2 separate regions of the Homo sapiens genome follow, and region 1 is linked to region 2. Evidence: chromatin contacts called from ENCODE Hi-C or POLR2A ChIA-PET data. All regions are on one chromosome and are shown on one strand. Each heading gives the region's core, a stretch centred on a gene start or an enhancer-like site at or near the end of the contact. The rest is flanking DNA. Distances are from core to core; before and after follow the strand shown.

What was found. Hi-C counts contacts between places; a loop is a spot of excess contacts on that map. ChIA-PET counts read pairs that join two places held with the same protein, here RNA polymerase II (POLR2A). Pooled maps may share reads with other maps.
Region 1: a loop to region 2 is called in a pooled map, with 4 times the contacts of the local background. The contact joins two enhancer-like sites. A Hi-C loop is called at or near these places in 1 of 50 pooled maps. POLR2A ChIA-PET finds 5 or more read pairs at or near these places in 2 of 52 experiments (Panc1 and WTC11).

What each region holds. Positions count from the first base shown.
Region 1 is chr22:39,527,206-39,531,931 of GRCh38, reverse strand. RPS19BP1 (ribosomal protein S19 binding protein 1) reads left to right here. Exons shown (of 4, transcript NM_194326.4): 3 at 2,015-2,112; 4 at 2,309-2,839. The coding sequence ends at 2,440. Among named protein-coding and RNA genes, the nearest start is that of RPS19BP1, 3.2 kb to the left of the region's middle. RefSeq lists enhancers at 2,220-2,469, 2,790-3,009, 3,030-3,079, 3,090-3,319, 3,740-3,789 and 1 more. Within about 2 kb of position 2,556, at least 24 of the 41 ENCODE cell types and tissues checked have a DNase peak (open chromatin) inside an H3K27ac peak, as active enhancers do.
Region 2 is chr22:38,924,352-38,929,286 of GRCh38, reverse strand. It overlaps LOC105373032 (a long non-coding RNA gene), which reads right to left. Exons shown (of 3, transcript XR_938256.2): 3 at 2,828-4,935. Among named protein-coding and RNA genes, the nearest start is that of APOBEC3A, 31 kb to the left of the region's middle. Within about 2 kb of position 1,491, at least 18 of the 41 ENCODE cell types and tissues checked have a DNase peak (open chromatin) inside an H3K27ac peak, as active enhancers do.

The sequences.
Region 1 (4,726 bases), core at 1,307-3,806, 600 kb before region 2:
CTGGTAAAGGTGACCTAGTGAATGAGGATCAAAGATGGAGCATTTAAACACATTCACTAACACTCTGTACCAGGTGCTGATTCTAAGTGCTGTACAAATGTAAGCTCGTTTGATCCTTACAGCAGCCCTTTGAGGTCGATACTACTATCACCCCCGTTTTACAGATTCAGAAAAAGGCACCTGCCCAGGTGGTACAGGCATTGTGGCTGCCCGGGCATTGTGTCTCCAGAGTGCTGCTATTACCTACTCCATTGAAATAGGACATGCTGTGGCCTGGGCAGTGGCTATAGCAGCAGAGATAACAAGAGAATTGTGCAGGTGGAAAATATGTTAAAGAGGGGGCAGCAGAGAATTTCAGCCTTTAGAGGGGTTTTAGTGGTGAATTGGCTGTGAAGGTGGAGCCTAGTTTCTTGGGGGACGTAGTGTCACTTAATAGACATAAAGACTTTCGGAGGGGCTGGTGTAGGCAAGATGGTGATATTTTGACATGTGTCAGGACGTGGCAAGCTCTTACTGTGTCTGAATCCCTAGAGTCTAATGCATAAAAGATGTTAAAGTATTTGTTAAAAGAATTATGAATTCCAAGGAGGAAATACAACTTAAGCCAAAGTCTGGAGGCAGGAAAGTGAGACAGGTTTGAGCCCCAGCGATACTTGCCATGAAGCAGGAGTGTGGAGTGCCAGAGGTCATTCCCATCTGTCCCAGCCCTTGTCTCACTGTCGTGTCCTGGGTGCTCACCCACCTCCCCTGTTGGATGGAAGCTCCTAAAGGCACACACCTCCTTGGGCTTGTCCGCAGCCTTGGTGTCCACCACAGGTTTTGGCACATAGATGCTGAGTGAGAGGAATGGCAAGCCTCGCAGCCAATGGAAAGAACACCTCTGCAGCTGCCACTTTGCTCCAAGCTGCATCGTCTCTTGCCTGAATTATTGCAGAAGCCTAGCCGGTCTCCTGCCTTCCACATGCCCCTCCCCCCGTAATCTTGTTCTCAACAGCAACCAAAGTGATCGTGTAAAATCAGAAGTCATTCCTTGTTTTTCCTCTGGGTGGCTCTCATTGTAGTCACTAAAAGGTGGCGGTCTTAGGGTGCCTGACAAGGGCTATATGACCTACCCCCACCCCCAGCCAAACTTGGTCTCTTCCTGCTACCCACTCCCCCTACTCCAGCTGTTTTTGTTGTTGTTTTTGGTTTGTTTTTTTTTTTTTTGAGATGGAGTCTTGCTTTGTCACCCAGGCTGGAGTACAGTGGTGCAGTCTCATCTCACTCCAACCTCTAGCCTCCCGAGTTCAAACGATGCTCCTGCCTCAGCCTCCCGAGTAGCTGGGATTACAGGTGCCCACCACCACACCCAGCTAATTTTCGTTATTTTTAATACAGACGGGGTTTCACCATGTTGGCCACGCTGATCTCGAACTCCTGACCTCAGGTGACCTGCCTGCCTCGGCCTCCCAAAGTGCTGAGATTACAGGTGTGAGCCACCGCACCCAGCCATTCCAGCTGTTTTGTGTTTTTCAAACACATTTGACACATTTCTGCTTCAGGGCCTTTGCACTGGGTGTTCCCTCTACCTAGACAAATGCTCTTTCCCCGGATATCCACAGCTCTCTTCGAGTCATTTCAGTGAGACCTTCTCATTCCCTCCTATTTGAAATTGCACCCTCCACCCCTGGAATTCCCCTTTTCTGTTTCCTCTTTTGTTTTTCTCCATGAAATGTTTGCGCTTCTAAAATACTGGGTCCTTTGTCCTTCATCTCTCACTGAAGCGAAAGCTCCAGAGTAGCTCCCTTGGTGAGTAGTATTCAGGACATAATTGTTGGAAAATGGGGGTGGGGGCCAAGAGCCTGGGGCTTTCAGCAGGACCTGTGTGGAGAATGCATTTGATGGAGAAGAGCCCAGCCGCTGTAATAACCTGGGAAGGGAACGATGAGGTCTTTGGCAGGGCCATGGGCCAGGGACTGAGAATGGTTCCAGGGGGAGTGAATCTGAAATGGTGCTCCCTGCCTGCTACCCACAGACGAGTACCGGAAGCGAGAGTGTCGAGACCACCTCAGAGTAAACCTGAAGTTTCTGACCAGGACGAGAAGCACCGTGGCTGAGTCTGTGAGCCAGCAGGTTGGTCGAGGGTACTATAGGAAGGGACCTGGGAGGTGAGAGCCGAGGCTGTTCCCCTAGGGACCCATGGCGGTCTCAGCCCTGAGCATAGGGTGGGAGGCTGGGCCAGCCCTGCCCTGCGCCGAACTCCCCTGTGACCTTTGCGGGCCTCCTCTGCTCTTGAAATGATGGGCCCTCGGTCCCGCACCCTCGCCAGATTTTGCGCCAGAACCGGGGCCGCAAGGCCTGTGACCGGCCTGTGGCCAAGACCAAGAAGAAGAAGGCTGAGGGCACCGTGTTCACCGAGGAAGACTTCCAGAAGTTCCAGCAGGAATACTTCGGCAGCTAGGCTCCCTGGAGGGCACGGTGAAGAGGCCTTCAAGCCCTGCAGCCTCCGACTCCTGCTGGCTCCAGGAACCGGCCGTGCCGCGCGGCCAGCAGATGGCGATGCAGGACCAGCCTGGCTCGAGGAAGCCGCGGAGCTGAGCCGAGTGGAGGCTGGAATGGAGCTGGTGGGCCGGAAGTCCTGGGGAGGATTTACACACAGACCGGAGCTGGCTTCCGCAGGCCTGGGCAGAGCATCTGCACCTGCCGGAAAGGAACGTATCTGTTTTGTTTGCTTTTGCCCAGGTGGGGCCTCTGGGCTGTTTGCTGTGGAGCAAGGCTAATTCCTGAGCCCTTGGGGACGACAGCTCCAGGAGTAGGAAGAAGGGTGGGCTTCCAAGTTACAATAAATGTGAACCCAAGAGCTGTGTTTGCTGCTGGTCTGCCCCACAGGGTGTCTCCCATCTCCTGTGGCACCAAAGCGCCACGCTGCCTTCCCCATCTCCCAGCGTGCTTCTGAGCTCCGGGTCACAAGTCCTCCAGTCCAGCCCCGGCAGGCAGCCATCAGAACACCCACCTCTGCTGCCAGGGGCGCCTCCCTCCTCTGGGGATGGCCACCACAGCTGAAAAGGTGACTCTTGAGGCAAAAATAGCTGCTGGGAGCAGTTCCAGTGCAGGTGGCTGGGTCCGGCAGTGGGAGTGTTGCTACTTCCGCCTGCGCCCGGGGAGCGTGGAGTCCGCCATGAGCGGAGCATTTCACCCGGTGTGTTCCTTTTCTGGCTCATGCTCTGGTGAGCAGCCAGGTGGGGTCAAATGCCTGTCATAGTGGGGAGGGGACAGTAGAGAGGACTCAGGAGGTAACCTGAAGAAACGGTTTCACACTCAGGTGTGCCTGAGCTGAAGGATGGAGGCGAGGGGAGGCAGGCGGGACCCTTCCAGCAGGCATGGGGTGGGATCAGGAGGTGAAGGACAGGCAGGCACTGAATGACTGTGTGAGTGAAGACAGGAGGCGGAAGCGGAGGCAGGGCCAGCGGAGGAGAGGTGAGAAGTGAGAGCCCAGGAGTCTTTCATCAGGGGGCCTGAGGGGAAGGGACCTGGGAAGCCTTCAGGCAGCTGCTTTTGTCTCCTAAACTCTCTCCTCCCCACCATAGCCTAAGGGCTCCTTTGCTGTGGTGACTCCCATTGCTGCTGGTCGAGAGCCTGGCAGTCCCCTGAGGCTGGGTTTGATGGGAGTGACATCTGGCTCCCTGGGTTCCCTGACGACATTGCCTTCGGGCCTGTTATTTGTAACAGCACTTGCTCCCCCACTGCCCTGGGTGGTCTGTTCCTGGTCTTTAACCGTGTTCCATCCTAAATGAGGACATGAGGGGGCCACACATCTTCCGGGGGCAGAGCTGGAGTCAGGTCCTGTCTCCAGGCGACCTCCATCAGCAGGGGGATGGGGAGGGAGTGTGCTGTGACCCCAAACCTTAGAGACCAGGGCCTCTTCCTGCCTGCTGGGCTGTAATGACCCCACTGGGCAGAGAAACTTGGATATCCGTGGAGACTAGTGGCCTTAATATTTTAAGCGGCTTAACAAAAAGCCAACTCAGCCTCTAGCGCCTGGAAGAACAGGCTGACCATAGGCCCAGGGCCCCTTTCTAACAAGAACACGCCCACTGTTACATAATCGCCCAGGTGTTCTTCCTGCTCCCTCCCTGTGTAGAGTGCAGAGTGACAGGCACTGTCCCACGAGGAGGATGGGAGCCAGGGTCCTGCTGCTTCCCCACTTGTGAGCTTCCCCATAAATCTTACACTTAATGCCAAATAACACTATTGGGTGCCTGTCCATGCCCCTCTGGGTGACAGTCATTTGTGTTTACTGCTGGCACTCTGGTCCAGTGGGTCAAGGACAGGACACTGAGGAGTCTGCCTTTTAACTGTCACCCTGAGCAGTTCTGGTGCAGCTGTCTGGAAGGCAGCAGGGAGCTGGGGTGACTGGGGTAGCACTGGAGGAGAGAGGGTTTGTCCCCATGGGGGGCCGAAGAGGTGCTGTGATGGCCAGGACCTGGTGACCAACAGGGCCCAAATAAGAGGACACTGAGGCCAGACATAGTGGTTCACACATGTAATCCCAGCACTGTGGGAGGCTGAGGCAGGTGGATCACCTGAGGTCAGGAATTCAAGACCAGCCTGGCCAACATGGCAAAATTCCATCTCTACAAAAAAAATACAATAATTAGCTGGGCATGGTGGTGTGCACTCATGGTCCCAGCTGCTTGTGGGGAAAAGGGCTGGGGTGGGAAGATCACTGGGACCCGAGAGGCAGAGG
Region 2 (4,935 bases), core at 242-2,741:
ATTACAGGCATGTGCCACCATGCCCAGCTAATTTTTGTATTTTTAGTAGAGACGGGATTTCACCATGTTGGCTAGGATGGTCTCGATCTTCTGACCTCATGATCTGCCTGCCTGAGCCTCCCAAAGTGCTGGGATTACAGGCATAAGCCACCACGCCTGGCCAGATCTGACTTTTAAGGCTACAAATAAACCACAGACTGATGTCAAATAGACAGAAACATTTGAATGCTGTGAAAAGACAAATGACACCCACAAAATACAAGGAAGAGAGGCACAGTTAAGATGTATAAAAAAGAAGGTGGTGGCTGGGTGCGGTGGCTCATGCCTGTAATCCCAGCACTTTGGAAGGCCAAGGTGGATGGATCACCTGAGGTCAAGAGTTCAAGACCAGCCTGGCCAACATGCCGAAACCCCGTCTCTACAAAAATACAAAAATTAGCCAGGCATGATGGCAGGTGCCTGTAATCCAAGCTACTTGGGAGGCTGAGGCAGGAGAACTGCTTGTACCCGGGAGACGGAGGTTGCAGTGAGCCGAGATCATGCCATTGCTCTCCAGACTCAGCGACAGAGCAAGACTCTGTCTCAAAAAAAAAAAAAAAAAAAAAAAAAAAAGGTGGCTTTTGGCTTATTAAAATATTGTACTTTTTTTTACTTTTTTTTTTGAGATGGAGTTTAGCTCTTGTTGCCCAGGCTGGAGTGCAGTGGCACGATCTCAGCTCACTGCAACCTCTCCCTCCTGGGTTCAAGCAATTCTCCTGCCTCAGCCTCCCAAGTAGCTGGAATTACAGGTGCCACGACCACACCTGGCTAATCGTTTGTATTTTCAGTAGCGACAGGGTTTCCTCATGTTGGCCAGGCTGGTCTCGAACTCCTGACCTCAGGTGATCCACCCATCTCGGCCTCCCAATGGGCTGGGATTACAGGCATGAGCCACTTCAGCCAGCCTTGTATACTTTTTTATTTTATTTTATTTTGAGACAGAATCTCACTCTGTCACACAGGCTGGAGTGCAGTGGTATGATCTCGGCTCACTGCAACCTCTGCCTCCCAGGTTCAAGCAATTCTTCTACCTCAGCCCCTTGAGTAGCTGGAATTACAGGCGCGGGCCACTACACCTGGCTAATTTTTGTGTTTTTAGTAGAGACAGGGTTTCACCATGTTGGTCAAACAGGTCTCGAACTCCTGACCTCGTGATCTGCCCGCCTCGGCCTCCCAAAGTGCTGGGATTACAGGTGTGAGCCACTGCGCCTGGCCTCTTATTCACTTTTTTAAAAGAGGATTTCAAAGCATCTGGAAAACATGCCTGCTGTTGGAAACCCTGCACGGCAAATTCAGTTTGCAAGCGTCATTCAGATGTTGGTTGACGACAATACACCCGCCTCTCGGGCTGAGCGGTTGCGCCGTGTTGGGTCCTTTTTCTGTCACTCGGTGACACTCCAAGTTCTGTGCAGTCCTTGGTACAAACAAGGCATGGTTTGGAGGGAAGGGACGATGGTGTTTGCATTGCTTGGGGAACAACCCAGCTAGCATTTTCCACATACTCTGCATATACTATCCAGTTTATGACACTGGAGAATCTTGCGTCTTCTGCTGGGAATCATTGGCTCTTCCTCCCCCATATTCACAGAATCTTGCCAGTCTTCGAACAGGTGGGGGTCAGTGACTGTGAGAACAGGCACCCCAGTCCCGGCTTTGAGTCTCCGTTCTGCTCCAATCTGCCCAGGCGTCTCCTTTCACTACCAGCTGCTAAGTAATCTCCTCTCCGACAGCTCGGCCAGGGCGACTCACAGCGCCCCCTGCCCTGCAGCCAGTGATCTATCCCGCTGCTCATTCCCCGGGGATCTGCCACCTCCAGCGCCGGTGCTGCCATCTGCTCTGGCCGCAGCCCGCCAGGGGACGCAGGGCCCAGGACGGGCAATGGGGGGGTGCCGCCCTCCCCAGCCCCCTCTGCGGCAACCCCCCCCCCCGCCCCCGGCAGCCTGAATCCCACCCACCCCGGGCCGCGACACTCCCACCACCGCCCGGGTGGCACCAGGCTCGCGCCACGAGCCGGGGTTGTGAGGACTCAGCGACTCTAGCAGCGCCGCGCACTGGGAATCTTTGAACAGTGCGTTGATCTTTGTGTTTTAATTACCACTGTCGCCCTTAGACCCAACACTCTAGTTTCTATTTATTTATTTATTTTTGAGACAGAGTCTCACTCTGTCGCCCACAGTGGAGTGCAGTGGTGTGATCACGGCTCACTGCAACGTCTGCCTCCTGGGTTCAAGCGATTCTCCTGACTCAGCCTCCTGAGTAGCTGGGATTACAGGCACCTGCCACCACGCCCGGCTCATTTTTGTATTTTTAGTAGAGACAGAGTTTCGCCATGTTGGCCAGACTGATCTTGAACTCCTGACCTCGGGTGATCCGCCCGTCTCAGCCTCCCAAAGTGCTGGGATTACAGGTGTGAGCCACCACGCCCGGCCTCGTTTTTAAAAATGAGTGTTTTTAAACACTCCTATTGGGAGGCTGGGCGCAGTGGCTCACACCTGTAATCCCAGCGCTTTGGAAGGCCGAGGCAGGTAGATCGCCTGAGGTCAGGAGTTCGAGACCAGCCTGGCCAACATGGCGAAACGCCGTCTCTACTAAAAATACAAAAATTAGCCAGGTGTGGTGGTACACATCTGTAATCCCAGCTACTTGGGAGGCTGAGGCAGGAGAATCACTTGAATCTGGGAGGCAGAGGTTGCAGTGAGCTGAGTTCACACCACTGCACTCCAGCCTGGGTGACCAGAGCGAAAACCTGTTTCAAAAAAAAAAAAAAAGAATTATTATATTGGGAGTATTTTGTTGTTTTTGTTGTTGTTAATTGAAAATCCATACCAATACTGAGAAAATCTCTCATTTTTTGTGTGTTACTGGCAAAGAGAAAATGGAAGAATGGCAACTAGAAGAACAAAACTTGGACACAGATGAGTGTCTATAAACGAGGGCCCTGGGCTTGGGGCTGAGGCTGGGTGCCAGTCAGTGTCAGCTCTCAGGAAGGGAACTGGGCAAAGGGATTTCTGTCCTTTTTGGATTTGTGTACCCACTTGTTTTGGACAGAAGAGGCTGGGTTATGCTACAGGAACAAACCTCCATGATCTCAGTGGCCTAAGTTCATGAAGCCTTTTTCTTGCTTAAGTTAAATATCCATGAAGTGGAGAGGGGCAGTCTATACCCAGTCCTCACTAAGGGACACAGGCTGACACAGACCCCTGTCTGGAACATTGACCACAGGGTCAAGGCAGTGATGACGCACGTTGTTCCCTGGCCGTTAAAGCTTGTACCTGGCAGGGATGTGTCACTTTCACTCCCATTTCATTGGCCAAAGCAAATCACGTGTTCACACCTAACCTCAATGATGCGGGAAAGCCTGACTCCACCATGGGCCCAAAAAGGGAGAAAGGGATGTTTCAGTGTAGCGACAGGATGATGACCAGCACATCATCCTGTCACTGCACTTGGTCAACTTCTTTGTGAAGGTCTGAACCAATAAGTAAGCCAAGGAAAAGGGAAGAGATGTGATCATTGGAAAGAAGCCACATTTGTCATCATTTCTAGGTTATTTTTCTATCCCCTGTCCACTTAAGAGGGCCATGCCTGGCAGAAGTTTGCATCAGTGCCCAGCCCACAGAGGCATGAGTAGGCCTGGGCACGGAGTACACAGTTACCCAGTATGCTCCTTACCTACCTGGCACCTCTTGGCTGACAGAAAAGCAAAAAGCTTCAATAGGTGAGAACCAGGGGAAAGAGACTTAAAACAAAGTATTAATAAATCATATTCACATAGGGCTTCTCGCTTGCAAGTTATAGTTTATGTCTGTTATTTTTTAATTTTCATGGTTATTGTAGTAGATATGTCACACTGTATCTCCAATTCACCAAAATGGATCAATGACTAAAAAGAGGTTCTATAAAATGCAAAGTAATGATGAAAATGGCAGCATAAATCCTCAGAAGGGCACTGTAAACATAATGAGTAAATGGTTCTGCAATATAACTATGGAAATACAAAACTATATATTCAAGGACAAACAAGTTCTTGAGTGGTGATTTTACACATGCAACCATAAATGAAAATTGTGAGTCTAAGTTCAGTGAGGAATACTTGAACATTTCATTTATTGGACAAGCAATCCATTTGCCCCTAGTCCTCGATATATTACTGTTAAAATGAAAATGCTGATATATAGTAGTCTGGAGCCATAAAAAGTGTTTCTCATTATCTTTAGAAAAAGCAACCAATTCCATTTTTCCAGAATAAGCACAAAATAACTTTCTAATGTAAAATTGATTATTCTTCTTATTAAAGGTGCGGAGGAGACTAAAGCTACAGAAACATCATTCTAAATTGCTGTCCTCTTAGCAAATGCACCTAGATATCAGTCGTAAAATTGCCAAGAAGACCGTAAATCAGCTCACAGATCATAATGAAGACTGTGCTTGGAGAGAGATCCAAAGGATATTGACAAAGCTCCTCTATCAGATAACAGAGCACACAAAGCAGAAATGCAATTACTAGTGCACACACATGTTAGCCAATACTTTGCTTTTGAGCAAACCAAACTCCTCATGTGCAAGGCATAAAACAGCCCTTGGTGCATGTGGGGTTCAAATATGAGGGAAAAATGCTGCCTGGCTTGTCGCTTTGTTTTTCGTGCCAAAGTATGATAAGAGGCTTTTCATTTACAGATTATTTACTTTGTGAGTCATGTGCTAGAAATGGCACTTCAGGACCCGTGCCAGAGTTGAAGCCGCTGTGGCTGAGCAGCGAAGAGCTTTGCTCTGTGAATAAAAGAGGTTGTTCCTCATGCTGCTTTATTCACAGAGAAGAGTTAATGGTCAACAAAATGCTTCTGGACCCTGATTCAGGGTTAAAGGAAGTAATAAAAAGAATACAAACTTCGTCTA